2 separate regions of the Homo sapiens genome follow, and region 2 is linked to region 1. A link is a loop called in an ENCODE intact Hi-C map of the cell type or tissue named here. Cell type or tissue: PC-3. All regions are shown on one strand. Links, peaks and the distances in the headings refer to the core of each region. The heading gives the core; the rest is flanking DNA.

What was found. Peaks named below come from ENCODE experiments on the same cell type or tissue, not always from the same donor. Only the 100,000 strongest peaks of a DNase experiment are listed, where the experiment ranks them.
Region 2: it touches region 1 in a loop (2.3-fold over the local background); 1 of 110 quality-filtered maps calls a loop at or near these places.

What each region holds. Positions count from the first base shown.
Region 1 is chr13:77,777,423-77,781,825 of GRCh38, forward strand. No RefSeq gene overlaps it. Among named protein-coding and RNA genes, the nearest start is that of EDNRB-AS1, 39 kb to the right of the region's middle. In PC-3, for the core only: a CTCF peak has its summit at 2,225 (motif pointing right); a DNase peak (open chromatin) is centred at 2,239.
Region 2 is chr13:77,872,712-77,877,114 of GRCh38, forward strand. The region is part of intron 6 of EDNRB-AS1 (EDNRB antisense RNA 1); the gene reads left to right. Among named protein-coding and RNA genes, the nearest start is that of EDNRB, 44 kb to the right of the region's middle. In PC-3, for the core only: no CTCF peak of the experiment used is centred there; no DNase peak of the experiment used is centred there; H3K27ac peaks cover 1,462 bases.

The DNA of each region.
Region 1 (4,403 bases), core at 235-4,234:
AACAGTTTAAAAAGTATTATGCCTAGGTCTGTCATTACATTGCATAATCAATAAAACAAATATTATATAATATTATAAAATCTTGCCCTTTTTAGGGATGGTGCTCAAATGAATTAAAAGTTTCATGAGTAGAGTCAACACTTTTCTTAATATACTATTTGCTCTTTTAGATCCAGCAGTTAAACTTGAACTTGATCATGCCTTTGTATTTTGCATGTCATTTTTCTTTTTCCTTCTAATAACAAAGTCATTTTGAAAGATAATTGAACTATTATAATGAAAAAGTAACAGTTGTCAAGAACTTAGCAAATGTTGAAAGAGGCATCCTGCAGAAATATTGAAAGTTCATCACTCAAACTAGTGGAAAGTCTCAGCGTTTTTGCAGAGGATAAAGTTATGCTGCATTTTGTTTCACGGTTAATTGTAAAATACAAAATTACATTGTGGAACATTAATTGCATTCGTTTTCTATGGCTGCATAACAAGTTACCACAAATTTAGGGGCTTAGAACAACAAATTTATGATCTTACAGTGTCTGTGGGCCAAAAGTCCAGTTTGGGCTGGACAGGGTTTTCTACTTTGAGTCACAAGGCTGAAATCAAAATGTCAGATGAGCTGCCTTCCTTTTTGAAGCTGGGGGTCGTCTTCCAAGTTCATTCCTATTGTTGGCAGAATTCAGTTCCTTGACCTGTGGGGCTGAGGCCCTTGTTCTGTGGGGGGTCAGCCCAGCGTCCAGCTCAGGTCCTAACAATCACCAACGGTACTTTTTCCCGTGGCCTCTCCTAATGCCCTCTTTTTTTTTTTTTTTTTTTTTTTGAGACGGAGTCTCACTCTGTCCCCCAGGCTGGAGTGCAGTGGCGCGATCTCAGCTCACTGCAAGCTCTGCCTCCCAGGTTGACGCCATTCTCCTGCCTCAGCCTCCCGAGTAGCTGGGACTACAGGCGCCCCCCACCACGCCCGGCTAATTTTTTGTATTTTTAGTAGAGACGGGTTTTCACCGTGGTCTTGATCTCCTGACCTCGTGATCCGCCCGCCTCGGCCTCCCAAAGTGCTGGGATTCCAGGCGTGAGCCCCCGCGCCGGGCCCTCGTGCCCTCTTAACGCTTCACAACTTTCTGGAGAGACCCAGGCCTTTTAGAAATCTGACTTGTGGCCAGGCTCAGTGGCTCACGCCTGTAATCTCAGCACTTTGGGAGGCTGAGGCGGATGGATCACGAGATCAAGAGATTGAGACCATCCTGGCCAACGTGGTGAAACTCCGTCTCTACTAAAAAAATACAAAAATTAGCCAGGCGTGGTGGCGTGCACATGTAGTCCCATCTACTCAGGAGGCTGAGGCAGGAGAATCGCTTGAACCCAGGAGGTGGAGGGTGCAGTGAGCCGAGATCGTCCCACTGCACTCCAGCCTGGGCGAGAGTGAGACTCCGTCTCAAAAAATAAATAAATAAATAAAATAATAATAATAAAATAAAATAAAATAAAATAAATCTGACTCGTTTAGATTTGGCCCACCGGGATACTCTCCATTTTGGTTGATCAAAAAGTCAGCAGATTAGTAACCCAATCATGGGAGTCAAATTCTATCACATGCACCCGTTCAGCCTGCACTTAGGAGGGAGTTACACAAAGCGTGCACACTAAGAGGCAGTGATCTTGGGAGCCACCTTAGAATCCTGCCTACCACACTGTTCCATTATGTTGATGGTTGAATTAACTATCACAGGCCAGCAAATCAAACGAGATACTAGTGAGGAAAGGATCACATGCCACTTCCTAGCTAAGGCATGCATTCACATGATCCCATCAGTCAAGTCTTACATTTCTTATACTTCACGATGACCATATCCTGGTACACACAGGTCATGTTAAGGGTCTGTGGGACCCCTTCTAATGTTTTCTACTTCTTCTTTTCTGTTTTATTTTATATCTTTTTTTAAAAAAATCTGGTTATGACTCACGAAATAGATTTCACAAAATGGATTTTATGATTCATGACAGGAAAAACAGTCTTAATGGAGACAGGTTTCAATTAGTAATCTGGAAACATTTTTCTTTACAGAAAAAACACTAAAATATATTTATGCAAAAAAGTTTTTTCTGAATAAATCAATATGGACTAACTTATAGATGCAAATGGGTACACACCTGGGTAATCTTCAAAATTTATTTAAAATTATTACAAGACAATCAGCAATATCACTACAGTCCTCAGGAGGGCAGCATCTGCTCTAGGTATATTTGAAACTTAAGTGTGCTCAGAAGTTTTCTAGTGACTAGGAATTCCGGTAAGTAAATTACTTAGAGTGTATTAATCTAAGCAAACATTGGTTTATGCTTGGCAATTGAGAATCAGTCCTGTCAAAACCGTAAGTGCTATGATTTTTTTTTGTCTGACCCAAGAGAATTAGTTGAATTCTTTTATTCCTTGCTTCTTTCTGCTTGCATTTTTCCTTTGTCCTGTCTGTCCCTCTCTGGCTTATAGTCTTGCATAGGTGGTCCAAGTAGGGCCCAATAACCATGGCGGCTGAGGACATGACAATCATAAATATTTTCTGCTAATTCAGAGTTGTTGTAAAGTCCCTCTCTTAATTTCCACACTATGTTGACTTCCTGACTTCCTGCTGCATATGCCAACTGGTGGCTCCCTCAGTGCCTCTTTTGTGAACAGACAGGACTCTCTTAACCAGTGCACAAGAGGAAGTGCTGCCCTGCAGATGACTCACCATGTTCTCTTATCTTCAAACTCTCAGGTGCTTGAGAGAGGCTTTTGCTGACCCACAAACACAACAAAATCAAGCTGTCTAATCTGATGTTCTTAGACAGTTAAGCCTTTCTAGGCTTAAATCTAAGTGTGACTATAGAAGGAAATATAGTATATTGAATCTGTTCTTCCCACCTCTGTTCTGGACCCACCATAGTCTCACCCTAAAATCATGGTCTGGGTTGACATCACTCTGTCACTAATCAACAGAAAATTGTCAGGAGGGTCCCACATACTCTAGTTAGACATAGAGCAAATTTCCTGCCCTTTGTTTTACTTACGTCCCTATTGTCACAGGTTATAATACTGGCCCTAAGTGTGTATTTGCTTCAAATAATTATATTTTGGGAGACATTGGGTTGACTGTATCATGTTCCTACACATTTTTTTTTTTGAGACGGAGTTTCACTCTTTTGCCCAGGCTGGAGTGCAGTGGCACGATCTCAGCTCACTGCAACTTCTGCCCCCCAAGGTTCAGGCGATTCTCATACCTCAGCCTCCCGAGTAGCTGGGATCATAGGCGCCCGCCACCACGCCTGGCCAATTTTTGTATTTCCAGTAGAAACGGGGTTTCATCATGTTGGCCAGGCTGGTCTCAAACTCCTGACCTCAGGCGATCCACCTGCCTTGGCCTCCCAAAGTGCTAGGATTACAGGCATGAGCCACTGCACCCGGCCATGTTTCTCCATTTTTTAAGGGCCTGAAGTCTGTTGAGTAGAGCTGCCTATGTGAATTTCATATTTTTTCTTTTTACCCATGTGCTACTTATAGAGTGTTGACACTTGATCTGCCTTCTCTTGCCTTTGGTCCTCTGCATTTGTTGCTTGCTCTGCTCAAAATGCTCTTCCCACAACCCTTTTCTTGTCTCCATTCCCTACTTCCAGAGTCACCTGATACCTCTTCGGGTATATCTTGGCTGTGACTACTATGTCTTATAGCACCTTGACATGGTAGATGCTGATAGATTTGTCTGTCTCCCTCAACAGACTGTGCCCCTTCAAGACCAGGGCTATGTCCTCTTTCTAGAATCTGTCATGGCAACTGACACCTAGTTGACATGCAACAAAACTTTGTGTATGAATTAAATCACAAGTAACTGCTGAGGCTGTTTTTGACCTTGAGTTGATCGACAAGGTACTTGATATAATAGATAAGCTGTCGGTCAACAATATAGGTCTAATATGGGACCAATATAGGTAGAAAGAGGCCAGTATGGTGGTGATGATAGACACATGTAGAATCTGAAGAGGTCTAGAGGGGTGTGGGTTGCAAATACAGCCCAATGCTTTGGTTCCGGGAGGGACAGGTGACAGGCCTTCAGCTTGGCGTGATTTTTTTCTGGTTTCTGGGACTACCAGGAAGGGACAATAGCCCTGTTGGCTACTTAAGTATGGGAGGAAGTGTGAACTCAGTAGAATGGCACTGGGAAACGAGAGAGAACATGCACTCTGTAGCATGGGCTTGACTTGAACCCTGAGTGAAATTTGAAGAGAAGGAGCCTTATATTCTGAAGGAAAGGAGGATTAACACACTGCCTGGTGGACAAAGACCCAAATATAAGTTTGCTAGAGCTCTTTACTCCTGGTTTGGGCTTTACTCCAAAATGCATGCTCCTTTTTTCCTTCTTCTTTTTTTTTTTTTT
Region 2 (4,403 bases), core at 103-4,102, 95 kb after region 1:
TTGGACTAAAAGATTGAAGGGTTGGGTTGAGGAGAAAAGCATTTTTTACTAAGATAAATATAAATATATTAGAAAATAAATTTCAAAAATTACTTGGATTTTTAAGCTGAAATATGAGACATCAAAAAAATTGTGCTTGCAAAATTTCCTAAATCTATGCAACTTCACGTTAAACCTCAAATCCTTGGAGGTCACACATCCTCTTTCCTCTGCCATCAGTGGAATTTTTCTGGAAATTTTGGGAAGTGTCCTGATACAGCAACCCGAGTATAAATTGCATCTTAAATAGATTCTTTCACCAGAAGAGACATGCACCACTGTAATTCCCACTGGGACAGATACTGCACTGTGAGTTCTCAGTAATAATGATGTTGATGTAGTACTTGAGGAGACAGCTGAGGAACCAGGGCACGCATGGAAAACCCTGTGTATTAACAAGAACTGCTGCAGCGAGACGACTGCTGACACTCTTCCTCAGAACAGCTGGAAGAAACCACCAAGCCCTGGTGCTAACCTCAAGGGCTGCTACTGCCGACCTGCTGACCAGAGCTGCCAGTGGAAGCATGATGGGGTTAATCCTGCCGATGGGGTTAATGCTGAGAGATGGTCCTTCCAGGGTTCTCCACACCTCTCTATTGCCTCAGTATGAGTCACCTGAAGGAAGAAATGAGTATGTGTGTGTGTGTGTGTATGTGTGCACGCGCACGCATGTTCAAAACAGGGGACTAGGGAAAATTTAAAATCAGATCGGGATTTGTGGGAAGTGATGTTTTTCCTTCATCAACACTGAGGACAGAGACTGACATTGCTTGTGGTGCATTCCAGTGGGACTGGATGCCTGGAATTTAGGGTGGATGCTTGAATCAAATTAAAGAGACCCAGCAGTAAGTAGGCAACCAGAGTGTTGGTGTTGAAGGCAAGAGGGCTCCTAAGGAAGAACATGCCAGACTTAGGTGTCTCCTAGATTCTTTCTCAACTCTCAACTCAAGTATTTGGAACCTTTACCTAATGCTAGATGGAATTGAAGTCTTTTTCTGATTTTGGCAGAGCAGGTATTTTGTGTTGATTTCAAGGACAGCCGTATTGAGTGGATGCCAAATTTAAACTTTTAGTTGTGATCCACCGGAGAATCAATTTCTGCTGTGCTTGAGTAGAAGTGGAGCCTACAGGTGGAGCCAGGATTTTCCTCAGAGGTTTGCACTTCTCAGGCACTAACTCACGTTTGATATAGTCTTTTGAAGCACTGAAGTAGCAGACATCTGCCCATAGGACTTGTGTCCCCTCTTTGAACCCTATGATTTTAACCAGTTTACATTTTAGTTGTTCAAGGGCATGATTATATGAATTATATGAATACCTGTTATATGAACATATATAAGCATTTAAGTTGCATTTTTCCACTTATATTTGCAATAAAGAGTCTAGTAATGAAGAGGCTAAAACCATGTTTTATAGCAATGAACACAGTTACATGAACTGGATTAAAGTTTTATGATTTTTTAAAACCTGAATTGAAAGGAAATTAAAGTCCATAAAATACCATGAAGACAAATTCTGATTTTCATTGAACTTTTCTGTTTTAGCTCAAAAGAATTTGAATAATATCCTGTTATAACCAAGGATTGCAATGAATGTCTATAAGGAGATAGGTAAATGACGTTGGTTCAAGTCTACTTAAGGTGACTGGACAAAATATGAACCTCTGTAGCCTAAAGCCGAAAGTGTGAGTCTCCTAATATGAAATACATAAATCTAATAATTTTATCCAAAATCAGAATACATACGAACTTGAGAGGAAAAGAGCAAATATCATTTTATTGTGAAGTGGATATTGCAAGGAAATGTGTGTTTACCTCGTTTTCAGCAGCATTGCCTAGTGAGTCACTGCCATGAGCAGCCTGCCAACTCTTTCCTCTGGTATCATTCTTCTTTTTATATTTTATATTTAATGCAGGCTAGTCAAACAGATTACAGTTTTCTTTCTTTAAATGAAAGCTGTTCTGACAACTTAGTCATGCTAAGTAATAGGATATGAATTCTTAAACCAATGACATTGATATTTATCATTGCATATACCAAGTCGAAAAACATACATTGATTACGGAGTGGAGGATGAACTTGAAGTCAAGCTGTTGCAAAAGAGGACTCAGATAAAATTTGCACTTACTCAAAATGTACTTCAAAATGTTTTTCATTTTAAAAGTATGATTTAAAAAATTTCCATGAGAGTGTACACACTTATCTTTTTTTAGGGGGTGGAGTAGGTACATGTATATGGTTATCCAATTTATCTCTTCATTCAGAATGTTGATAGTTGTTCGTGGGAATTGTTCTTTTACAAATATTGGAAAAACATAATTTCAGGGATCTATATATAATGCCGTCATATAAGCTATCATTCTGCAGTTGCTTTTAGCTTGTTTAGGATTTGGCCCTTATATTAGTCAATGTCTCCTGAGTATATTCCGTTTGAAAAATTTTCCATAACATAGAACCCATGAAGACTTTCTTTCCTGATGAAATCTTAAGATTTTGTTTGTTTTTTTAGTACTAAAAAATGACATACCAACAACATATAAGTTAGGCAGCTTGTAACCAATTACATCATTCATAGAAAAGATATAGCTCTGGATTTTTTTATTTTCTTAAGGTTTTTGATAGTTTTTTATTTCTAAATTATGGACTTCTTTAGCTTACATTTGTGTGTGTATGTGTGTGTGTGTGTGTGTGGACTACCTCAAATCTCATGTGGAAATAAAGTTGGTCTAAGTATAATATCCATAACTATTTCAGGGTCTATGCCAGGCGTGGCTGGTTTATACCAAATTTTTGACTATAGCTGTGCTAGTCACAGTAAAGCTCTAGTGTTTGTGCAAATAAATGAGTATAGACAGGAATAAGGCTTTTTAATATTTGCTCTTGTCAAAAAAGTTTTTTGGATAATTAGGCTGGCCAGGTCACGCTCTGTCAGAATTTATTCTCTATAAAAATTCCATAAACTCATCTATGCTAATAATATATTCTATTCTTCCTGACAGTGGTGCTTTTTAGCAAGAACATTCTGGAGATATTAATAATAACTATATTAAAAAACATAATCTCAGTATAAAAATCTCTAGCACTTTGCAGACTAGTAAATGGGATATTTTAGGACTTATGGGGCCTTAAGTCTAAAGTTATCTCTATCAGCAGTTTTCTCTCAGATAGTTTATTTGATGACTTAATTAAATGAGTCTTCGGAGGTCCATAGCAATGCAGATGATTCCTGTTTATGACAATGCAAATGAATTTTGTCTGGTGGAAAGAATAAATCTCTGTAAGTCTAATTCTTATTTGAATGGGTTTTAACATCTTTAACTCCTACTGGGTATTCTTTGCTATGTGAGATACCTCACATTCAATCTCAACCCCTAGCTCCTAGAATTACTGTGAATGTTTGGAAAGCTAGTCTGAAAGTAGTTGAGAACAATTGTAAATCAACAAGTAGAGATTGGAGCAGATGGAGGATCAGACAAACTTCTTCTGATAGACATCTTATTGCCTATATGCTTTGTTTGTTGAATCTCCTGTAAAAGTGAACAATCTGAAAAGTCAGCCTTGTGAGAGAGGAGAGTGATACTATCTGCCAGGCAAACTTGAAAAGAGAATAAACAGCACATTCCTCTTCATTAAAGTACGTCACACTGCTGACTTTTTGCATGTAAGAGTTTACGAAAGAAAATCTGGAGCCACTAAAGGCTACTTACTCAACCAATACCTTGTAACCATAACATTCAGCTTTTTGGAAGAAAGACAGAAGCCAGGATACAAATACTTTAAATTTTCCAAAGTCTCTCTAAAGAGCAGGTACACCAGTCAGTCCTGAAGGAAATGAATGATTTTTTGTCAGTTTGTAAGTGTATAACTCAGGTTTTAAAAACTGAGTTTCAAATTTTATAAGCACGAAAATGCCATGTGTCTAGTTGTATTAGAAAAGAGGTTAGGTGGACTGCCTCAATATTAGAGATTTCTCATTTTTGTCAAAAGTCTCCTAGGATAAAAGAAAAATCCTGGGAAAATAGTTACTGTGTTTAAAGAAAAATAAAAAAGAATAAAAGCATATTAATAGGCTCTTTGTCAAAATCAGTTCTGATTACTTGCCCTTTTGTTTGAGAATAAATAATTAAAAATATTTTAGAGAGAGTTGTTAGATAAGATATTGGAGAGAAAATTCAGGGCAGATACTTCCAGACCAGTTAGACTGACTTAATGAAAGTCCTTAGCACATGAAAAGTTTTGGAAAAAGTGTATTCCAAAGTCCTGATGATAAAAGGGTCTATGTAGATATCTCCTTCCTTAGTCATAAGGCATCGGCTCTGTTGTTTTATATGATTTAGAGAAACTTTTGATGGCAGAACATAACA